Linked DNA regions of Homo sapiens: region 2 is linked to region 1. Evidence: chromatin loops called from intact Hi-C (ENCODE). Cell type or tissue: endothelial cell of umbilical vein. All regions are shown on one strand. Links, peaks and the distances in the headings refer to the core of each region. The heading gives the core; the rest is flanking DNA.

What was found. A loop is a pair of places that touch in the nucleus more often than their neighbours do. Peaks named below come from ENCODE experiments on the same cell type or tissue, not always from the same donor. Only the 100,000 strongest peaks of a DNase experiment are listed, where the experiment ranks them.
Region 2: a loop joins it to region 1, with 3 times the contacts of the local background. A loop is called at or near these places in 3 of 110 quality-filtered maps.

What each region holds. Positions count from the first base shown.
Region 1 is chr1:221,261,201-221,266,580 of GRCh38, forward strand. No RefSeq gene overlaps it. Among named protein-coding and RNA genes, the nearest start is that of LINC02817, 72 kb to the right of the region's middle. In endothelial cell of umbilical vein, for the core only: a CTCF peak has its summit at 2,735 (motif pointing right); a DNase peak (open chromatin) is centred at 2,801; H3K27ac peaks cover 756 bases.
Region 2 is chr1:220,807,969-220,813,348 of GRCh38, forward strand. MTARC1 (mitochondrial amidoxime reducing component 1) reads left to right here. Exons shown (of 7, transcript NM_022746.4): 7 at 5,324-5,380. Among named protein-coding and RNA genes, the nearest start is that of LINC01352, 19 kb to the right of the region's middle. RefSeq lists an enhancer at 4,749-5,380. In endothelial cell of umbilical vein, for the core only: a CTCF peak has its summit at 2,333; a DNase peak (open chromatin) is centred at 2,383; H3K27me3 peaks cover 349 bases.

The sequences.
Region 1 (5,380 bases), core at 251-5,250:
GCTCTTCTTGTTGAATTGATCCCTTTACCATTATGCAATGGCCTTCTTTGTCTCTTTTGATCTTTGTTGGTTTAAAGTCTGTTTTATCAGAGAGTAGGATTAAAACCCCTGCTTTTTTTTGTTTTCCATTTGCTTGGTAGATCTTCTTCCATCCCTTTATTTTGAGCCTATGTGTGTCTCTGCACATGAGATGGGTCTCCTGAATACAGCACACTGATGGGTCTTGACTCTTTATCCAATTTGCCATTCTGTGTCTTTTAATTGGGGCATTTAGCTCCTTTACATTTAAGGTTAATATTGTTATGTGTGAATTTGATCCTGTCATGATGATGTTAGCTGGTTATTTTGCTTGTTAGTTGATGCAGTTTCTTCCTAGCATCGATGGTCTTTACAATTTGGCATGTTTTTGCAGTGGCTGGTACCGGTTGTTCCTTTCCATGTTTAGTGCTTCCTTCAGGAGCTCTTGTAAGGCAGGCCTGGTGGTGACAAAATCTCTCAGCATTTGCTTGTCTGTAAAGGATTTTATTTCTTCTTCACTTATGAAGCTTAGTTTGACTGGATATGAAATTCTGGGCTGAAAATTATTTTCTTTAAGAATGTTGAATATTGGCCCCCACTCTCTTCTGGCTTGTAGAATTTCTGGTGAGAGATCCGCTGTTAGTCTGATGGGCTTCCCTTTGTGGGTAACCCGACTTTCTCTCTGGCTGCCCTTAACATTTTTTCCTACATTTCAACCTTGGTGAATCTGACGATTATGTGTCTTTGGATTGCTCTTCTAGAGGAGTATCTTTGTGGCATTCTCTGTATTTCCTGAATTTGAATGTTAGCCTGCTTTGCTAGGTTGGGGAAGTTCTCCTGGATAATATCCTGCAGAGTGTTTTCCAACTTGGTTCCATTCTCCCCATCACTTTCAGGTACACAAATCAGACGTAGATTTAGTCTTTTCACATAGTCCCATATTTCTTGGGGCTTTGTTCATTTCTTTTTACTCTTTTTTCCCTAAACTTCTCTTCTCGCCTCTTTTCATTCATTTGATCTTCAATCACTGATACCCTTTCTTCCACTTGATCAAATCAGCTACTGAAGTTTGTGCATTCGTCACGTAGTTCTTGTGCCATGGTTCTCAGCTCCATCAGGTCATTTAAGGTCTTCTCTACACTGTTTATTCTAGTTAGCCATTCGTCTAATCTTTTTTTCAAGGTTTTTAGCTTATTTGCAATGGGTTTCAACATCCTCCTTTAGCTCGGAGAAGTTTGTTATTACCGATCTTCTGAAGCCTACTTCTGTCAACTTGTCAACGTCATTCTCCATCCAGCTTTGTTCTGTTGCTGGCGAGGAACTGCGTTCCTTTGGAGGAGAAGAGGTGCTCTGGTTTTTAGAATTTTCAGCTTTTCTGCTCTGGTTTCTCCCCGTCTTTGTGGTTTTATCTACCTTTGGTCTTTGATGATGGTGACCTACTGATGGGGTTTTGGTGTGGATATCCTTTTTGTTGATGTTGATGCTATTCTTTCTGTTTGTTAGTTTTCCTTCTAACAGTCAGGACCCTCAGCTGCAGGTCTGTTGGAGTTTGCTGGAGGTCCACTGTAGACCCTGTTTGCCTGGGTGTCACCAGCGGAGGCTGCAGAACAGCAAATGTTGCTACCTGATCCTTCCCCTGGAAGCCCGGGCACCCGGCTGTATGAGATGTCAGTCACCCCCTACTGGGAGGTGTCTCCCAATTAGGCTACTCGGGGGTCAGGGACCCACTTGCGGAGGCAGTCTGTCCGTTCTCAGACCTCAAACTCCATGCTGGGAGAACCACTACTCTCTTCAAAGTTGTCAGACAGGGACGTTTAAGTCTGCAGAAGTTTCTGCTGCCATTTGTTCAGCTATACCCTGCCCCCAGAGGTGGAGTTTACAGAGGCAGGCAGGCCTTGTTGAACTGTGGTGGGCTCCACCCAGTTCGAGCTTCCTGGCTGCTTTGTTTACTTACTCAAGCCTCAGCAGTGGCAGACACCCCTCACCCAGCCTTGCTGCTGCCTTGCAGTTCGATCTTGGACTGCTGTGCTAGCAGTGAGCAAGGCTCCGTGGGCATGGGACCTGCTGAGCCATGTGCAGGATATAATCTCCTGGTGTGCCGTTTGCTAAGACCGTTGGAAAAGTGCAGTATTAGGGTGGGAGTGTCTCGATTTTCCAGGTACTGTCTGTCACGGCTTCCCTTGGCTAGGAAAGGGAATTCCCCGACCCCTTGCGCTTCCTGGGTAAGGCGATGCCCTGTCCTGCTTCAGCTCACACTCTGTGGGCTGCACCCACTGTCCAACAAGTCCCAGTGAGATGAACCTTGTACCTCAGTTGGAAATGCAGAAATCACCTGTCTTCTGTGTCTCTCACGCTGGGAACTGTAGACTGGAGCTGTTCCTATTTGGCCATCTTGGAGGGAGCTATGAAACAAATGTCTTTAAGAGTGCTAACACTTCAGCCTAAGACTGCAGGTGGGAATTCATGAAAATTAATTGCTAAAATCCTGATGGAATGGAATAGCAGAATGAGATAGCTGTGTTTTCTTTATACAGTATTTAAGCCATATTTCTGCATAGCTAGGGACTGTGCAAGTGTTTTTCTTTGCTTCTGATACCACAGTTACAAAGGATTCCACTGGTGCCACTCAGGAAACAGTGAAGTATTTCTGTGTCCTGTGTTTCAATTCCTGACATCTTAAAGATGGCGGCTGCCATCGTTTTCTACAGTATCTCAAGCTCATTCTCCACCAGATGGCAGCACTGAAGTTCAGAGGCCTTCAGCACAGAGCCTCCTTGCCTGGTGAATACAAATGCAAAGCTTTAAGCTCCTTCACACAAGTTAGACTCTCATTCTCTCTCCTACCTCCCCTCCCCCACTGAAGGCAACCCCTTCCAATAATCAGCCTTCTAGACTAAAATAGAAGCTTTTAACATTTTAATGTCTTGTCACATTACTCACCAGTCTCATCTAGGTCCAGGAAACCATTTCCTGGAGGCCTCTTTTTTATTTGTGTTCATTAGCTGCGCTAATACATTCTCTTGGAAACCACAGTTTAATAAATTTCATAGCGCATAACCAGTGGACTTAATGAATATTAGTCACTCGGAGCAATTTTTGTTTATTCAGCTTCTCTTTCCTCTCCTCCCTTCCCCTACCCCAGACCTCATTCTGTGGAATGATAATAATACACAGAGAGCTGGCTGGTTACAGAAGACTCTAAAAACAAGAAGAAAAAGGATCTTTCTGAGCTCACACCTGTTTTAAGGTTTGTTATCCTTAAAACGAAAAGCTGTAGGGATTCACTCAGCTCTTTCCTTGTAGCTCCCAGTGGACTTTGCTGTTAAACCACAGGGAGGAGCCCAGCCTTCAGAGCACTTAAAAGTACTTATGTCAAATCCATCCCATTCTTCCGGCCTCCGTTTCTCAATCCAGCCACCATTCCCAGGGGCTGGAGCACATTACAAGGCATTCACTTCATATGAATGGGCACACACAGACTTTTTCACCATTTCGATATGTCTAACATTTGCAGGCACATCCTGTAGGCTGCCTGAAACAGCCTTAATTTCAATTTACTGTCTCCCCAAGGATCTTGCCATTCTGCGGAAAGTAGAAAACTCAATGGTCGTTTCTCCTCTCCGACCTCTCACCCCAGGCTCTCTCTGCCCTCCTCCTCTTTCAAGGAAAAGCTGTATTGGGAGGAACATTTTGCTCCAGATGAATAGAATGAAGTTTTGATGCTTCTAACAGCACGTATGATCTTTTATTTTTAAAAAATAATGAGCAAGTTACATCAGATTACCACATTTGGAAACTGTTCAAAGTCGGCATACAAAGCCCAGTAAATGCTGTCTTGGGTCCTCCTGGAATATGATTACACAAGACAGCATGAAATCATAGTCTTGAAGTTTTACGTTGTCGTTTGTAACCCGCTAGGTCTAACTCTATATAACTTTTTAGTATGGAAATTTCCAAATATGTATACAACTTGAGAAAATACTGTAATGAACCTCAAGGTACCTGTCCTTTAACTTTCACATTAATCAACATTTGGCCAATCTTATTTTATCAAATCCTCTTCTCACACATGCCTGTCTTTTTTGCTTGGAGATTTAAAAACAAATGACAGATGTGTCTTTTTCTCTGTAAACAGTTTGGCATGCTTTGCTAGCTGATAAGAGCTTTCTATTTTTAGCATAATCACCATGCCAATATCACACTTAACATAATTAATGGTAATTCCTTAGTCATCTAATACCTAGTCCATTTTAATTTTTTTCCTGATTACCTCAATATTTTTTTTACTAGTTCAGAATCCAAACAAGACCCACTCATTGCATTAGTTGTTTTTTCCTTAAGTCTCTTTTGTTTTGCAACAGGTCCTCCTCCTTCTTCTCCTCTTCCTCCTCCTCCTCCTCTTCCTTCTCCTTCTCTAGTTTTATGCCATAGATCTGTTGGTTATACCAAGATTTTTGTCTATAGAAATATTTCATACTGTACATTTGACTGATTGTTTCCTTGTGGTGTCATTGAATTTGTTCTTGTACTGTTAGGGATATTTCTGGCAGAGAAAAAGTTAGCTGAGTTTTTCACTCTTATACTGAATAAAAACCAGTAGAATACAGAGGGAAATCCTCATTTTGCTTTGGCATCTGGAGCTACACTTACTGTTAATTCATTCAGCAAATATTAATTAGCTCTTGTAATGTACCAGGCACTGTACTGGGCTTTGGGAATGCAGAGTGACTAAGGGGGTTGGGAATATGGGATAACTGAGAAAATCATGGACCTTATCCTTGTGAAACTTAGGAGTCGTGGGTTTCAAAGCACCACTTAAAAAAACACCTGTGTTGGGTTCTCCTAACACTCTTGTAACGTCCATCAAGTTGTAAAGCCCTCTTAAATTTACTGAAGAATACCGAGGATGAAGTGATAGGTGCTGTAGACAGGAACTATACAAGAAATCACTAATGGAGAAGTCAGACACCATTCCCCTTGGACTTTTGGATTTCGCTCTTTTGATAAATTAATTTTAGATCCTAAACTCTGTCACAGGTGGATCAGTACTGCTAAAAAGATTTAGGCAACCCCTGAACAAAATTAATATCAGGGTATCAATTTATATTGGCCTAGGTTACAAAAGAAGTTAGTTCCTTACGAGTTCCTTAATTCTGACACCCATCTCCAAGAAATCCATCAATGCATAAAAATAAGAAACACATTGGAACATAGTGCACAGAGACTAAACACAACTGAAATAAAAGTTACCCAAAATGAAACTTCTCTTACTTACCAGTGTGTGATAAACTCTGATATCTCCAAATCTATTTTGTTTTATTTTTATTTCATTTTGTTTTAAAAAAATGCTTATTGCAAACCA
Region 2 (5,380 bases), core at 59-5,058, 450 kb before region 1:
CCTGAGTGTTCTTCCCTATAAAATAAAGGAGGCAGGACAGAAATAGATGATTCTGTGTAAATCAGCCAAGTGGTTTGGGGAATTGGCTGTCATCCTTTTTTGTCCATCTTGTTCTTTCTCTTCCCCCTGTGTGTTGCTCGGTGTGGGGCATCCTTCCCTCTGGATTTAGAAGGTTTATGCTCTTGCAGAAACAGCCTCCGCAAAGCACTTCACGTGTTTGGGCTTGTTCTCTGCATCTTCAGTGCCCCCCTTCCTCCATTGGGAGCCTGTGTTTATAGAAGGAGGATAATTGACCCTAAACACAGAGTGAGGGTGGGAAGGCGGGGGGCGCAAGGAGCCAGCACACCCCCCTGATCTTCCGCAGGCTTTGTGAAGCCCAACAATCTGGCCCTAATTGCTTCTAATACCCCAGGAGACAGTGCGGCCAGCCTAGGTGTCTTCTCCTATCTCTTACTGAGATTTAAATTGCCATGGATGTGTAATTTATGTTCTTCCCAAGACAGGTGGTCATAAATCGGGAAGAGAAAGGCCTGGCCACATCCCATAAATCATGGGAAGGGAAGCAAACAGTGGTGTCCACAGCCTCTCTGCTATTGGGCAGGTTGCTCAGAGCTACACCACTTTCTGCCTCTGGGCACTCATGGTGCCCATGGCTGGGGTTGCTTCTGGAATGCCAGCGCTCAGCTGGGAGACCTCTGTGCCTGACCAGCCCTGCCTCCTGATGTTAGTCACCCACAGGCAGAGCCCGCGGTGGTACAGCAGTGGGAGGAAAAGAAATACAGAGGCATAGGGAAGCCTTTGTCTGTAAAATGCTCACAGCGGGAGGCACAGTGGAGGCATGTCTGCTAACAGGAAGATATGAAAATGGAATTTTTCTTTTCTTTCTTAAGGGAAAGTGACGTACACACTGATCCCCATGGTTGAAGGAATGGCTGGAGTCTGCCGTTGTTGCTTCCATGACATTTTGCCCCTAATGGAAAGAATATAGCACAGTTACTGCATGGGTACTCAAAAAAAAAAACGTTTTGCTGGATGCACGAATACTGTGACAGTAATGACATTTGCCAGCAGCCACTTGTGTCAGGCTGTGCTCTGCTGAGCTAAACACAGAATATATAGCAGTGGTAACTCCATGGGAGGAGGCAGACTCTCCACCCTAGTCTGGCTCTGTCACCTCCTAATTGTGTGACATTGGCAAGTCGCTTAGGCTCTTCAAGTCACAGTTTCTTTATTGGTATAAACTGGACTTGTAATACCTCTTCTGGTAGACTGGAATAAGGCAAGATATAGGATTTTTATAGATGATAAAATACTGTACACAGTGACCATGTAAGCTGCGGTCATTGAGAGTCACTGTTTATAAACTTGACACCTTCTGAGAGGAGGAGAAGCCTGACCACACTTCTTCCCATACTCAGAGGCTGCTTTAAATGAAACCTAACACGAACTTGCCCAGCGGCCAGCCTCTGGAGGTTCAGTGTGGCACCTCTCCCAGGAACGTTCACGATGCCGTCTAATTCTTCAATTTAATTTAATTTAATTTAATTTATTTATTTATTGAGACAGAGTCTTACTCTGTCACCCAGGCTGGAGCACAGTGGAGCAATCTCAGCTCTCTGCAACCTCCGCCTCCTGGGTTCAAGCAATCCTCATGCCTCAGTCTCCCAAGTAGCTGGGATTACAGGCATGCGCCTCTACGCCTGGCTAATTTTTGTATTTTTAGTAGAGACAGGGTTTCACCATGTTGACCAGTCTGGTCTCAAAGTCCTGACCTCAGGTGACGTGTCTGCCTTGGCTTCCCAAAGTATTGGGATTAACAATGCTGTTTAATTCTTAACCTGGCCATAGAGATAGGCAGTCATGAGGCCTCAGGAATGGCTTCTGCCGCTGGTGACTTATGGTCCCATGAACGCCAGTGGTGGGATCGGGCAGTGACCAGATACTCTGCCTGGAGTCATGGCCTGGACGTTGACCAGTGAATGCGTAAACCAGGCAGGGTAAACAAGGATCAGCCCTCTGTGGTGCACAGCACTTTAACGGTAACAAACTGTTTCCATTTACATTGCACCTTGTAAATAATAGAGACCTCGGTTTTAAGCTAAATAAAGTGTCTTGGGCTTCCTGCTCATTAGAATAGTTATGTTTCATGTTCATTTAAGGAGAAAGTGCACTAAGGAAGATTTTAAATGAGTTTTAATTTATTAATACCAACAGGAATACATATATGAAAAGTCACATATTTAAAAAATCGTAGAAGACCCATGTATGAAAGAATACTGTTTCAGAGTGTTGAACTTAGTGTGCGCACGAATTCATAGACTGCTTGCAATACCTCTTAGTGCCACAAGGCGCCGCTAGTGACCTCGTTGAGTCTTCCCACAGCCTGGAGGCGGGCTTCCGCAGCAGTAGCAAGAGGAGGTGGTGCAGGAGGCGGTGAGAGCCCGCAGCAAAACCAGGCAGCTGTAGGAAAGCCCTGGCAGGCCGGCCCACCGAGAACCCCTTTTCCACTCCCATAGCTCTTCCCGCTTCTACTCCTAGACAGCGGAGTGGACCGCCACCTGTGAGCCGGTGACCACACCTGCACTTTCACAAAGCAGCTCCCTCACCCCGACCTGTGCAGTTTAGGGAGGCTGTGCCGAGAGGGGCAGCCGCTCTTTACGGTCCTCTGCTCCTCATTACCTGGTGGGGGAGTGAGTGTGTCTGTGCTTGGTTGGCAGGAAGGGATAGGTGAAAAATGTAAGTGGCTAGAAATTGGTGTAGGTGACTAAATTGTGAGACCCCTCGGTTCTTCTCAGGCCTGTGGGTGTACTCAGGAGGATGTCGACGACCAGGGTTACATCCTGGGTGGGAAGAGTCCACTAGACTCTGAAGTCAGCCAGGCCTGGGCTCTGGCCCCAGCTGGATCCTTTAGATCTGTGATCTCAGGCAAGTCTGTTACTCCCCCTGAGACTTAACTGTAAAATGAAGAAAAGGCAAATTCCCACATAAGCAGGTTGTAAGGATTAAAAAAGAGAACATGTGTAAAGTTCCTTATAAACTATCCATGTGTGATGCGCAGAACTCCAACTCTCAATTTCTCCCCAAGATAATGAGAGTCTGGACTCTTAGACTGCAGAGCTTGGCAGCAACGGAAACACCCATACAAGCAGCTGATGTGTCCCCTGTTCCTGAAGAGGTCACCCTCTGACAGATAGATCTCAGAATGTCATGAATGTTGCATGCTGAAAGAGGAGAGCCAGGCTAGGAGAGATGCCTGGTTTGTCAGGTCCAAGGGCATTGCAGAAACCTGATTACAGAGAGAGGAAATACTCTTGGCAAGGCAGGGAAGCCTGCATCAGCAGCTTGTTATTTTCATTCATCCATTCATTTGTTCATTCATTGTTCAACCAACATTATTTTTGAGTGGTTACAGTGTATGTGTGAGGCACTGTTCCAGGCCATGAGAATGCAACAGAGAACAAAGTGGACACAGTGCTGCCTACAGGATGTTTACAGTCTGGGGAAGGAGCTGCAGGTCTCCAGAAGGTGGTTCTAGATTTGACTCTCTGTTTTCTCCTTAACAATTTCTGATTTGAAGAACAACATTAGAACCAAGTTGTTGCAGTCACTTTTTCACTTTTTTTTAAAGCAAGGCAGAATAAAATGAATGATTTATCTAAAATGTTTTAAATATAAAAATGATGTAAAATTAGGGTTAGATTAAATAAAAAACTGAAGGTTAACTTCTTCCCAGTGGGGAAGGTGGGGGAATCTTGCCATGTGAGTCCCACACATCTGCTCATGTACCCTCTCCCTGCGTCTTCTTTAATTTTCTGCTGGACAAAAATATTCATATTTATACTGCCTCTGACAGACGGTTTTACTCATGAGCATACTAATCCAGCCAGCAAACAATGGTGGGTCACAGGTGATGTAGGAGGCCCGGCATTGGGCGTGAGCAGTACAAGGGCATTAATCACAGTTCCTGTTCTCCAGGGACTCTGCCTTGTAGAACAGACAAACTTGTGCCCTGACATTACAGGACAAGATGTGTGAGTATTGGAGGGGCAAAGAGAATTGAGGAGGGGGAATTACTCGTAGCTGGGGGAACCTGGGCTTCCTTCCTGGGAGATGTGGTGTTTGATTTGGGCCTTGAGGCAGGTACAATTCTAAAGCATGGGGACCTGGAGGAGGAGCATCCCACAGGAATCACAGAGGACTTACCGAGTCAGTACAATGCAAAGCAAGGTGAAATCCAGCAGAGAGCTGCAGAGGCACAGGTAAGGAGCAGATGGCAACAGGTCTGAAAAAGCAGGCTGGGGCCAGGTAGAGCCCTACATACCAGGCTGAATAGTTGGAATGTTATTCTTTAGGCACTGGAGAGCCACGGAAGGTTTGTGAGCCTAGGAATGATAAGACCAGAACACAATTAAAACAGTGATATAGTGCAGTGTCAACAATGAATTGAAAACAGGTAGAGAATGAGGAAAAGAGGTTGGTTAAGAAGTTATTATGATAGTCTGAGCATGCTGGAAGCAAGATCGTGACAGTCGGAATGAGGAAAAGCAAGCCAAGTCAAATGATGTTGTACAGGAAGAACCTTGGAACTCGGCAGCTGCGGACAGGCTGTGGGAAGAGAGGACAGTGGTGTAAAGGATGGGCTCCCAGCCCAAGTGACGGCTAGGATGGTGGTTCAGGTGACAGACATGGAGGAGACAGGAGGAAAGATGCCTAGGGCAAAGGAAGATGATAAAGTATGTCTAGACACATTGAGTATCTAATTTTTTTTTTTTTTGAGACGGAGTCTTGCTCCATTGCCCAGGCTGGAGCGCAGTGGCACAATCTCCGCTCACTGCAAGCTCCGCCTCCCAAGTTGATGCCATTCTCCCACCTCAGCCTCCCGAGTAGCTGGGACTACAGGCACCTGCCACCACTCCTGGCTAATTTTTTGTATTTTTAGTAGAGATGAGGTTTCACCGTGTTAGTCAGGATGGTCTTGATCTCCATCCTGGTTGTGATCTGCCAGCCTCGGCCTCCCAAAGTGCTGGGATTACAGGCATGAGCCACCACACCTGGCCAAGTATCTAACGTCTTAATGCCGAAAGGGGGAACATGAAGGTAGAGAAAAGATGTGGGGATGTGGCCATTGCTTATGCTTCTGTCGTTGTTTGCTGGGCAGGCTGTTCACTGCCCCACTCCAGGAGGCGCTGTTCTGTTGAGCTTTGACGGGATGGTGCCCTCTCGAGCTGTGCGTGCGGAGGCCCTGTGTGGGATGGAAGCCACGTGCTGGTTGAGCTCTTGCATCCGCTTGGCTGTGACTCATCATGATCTTTTCCTATTGCAGTTATCGCCAGTGTGACCCTTCAGAACGAAAGTTATATGGAAAATCACCACTCTTTGG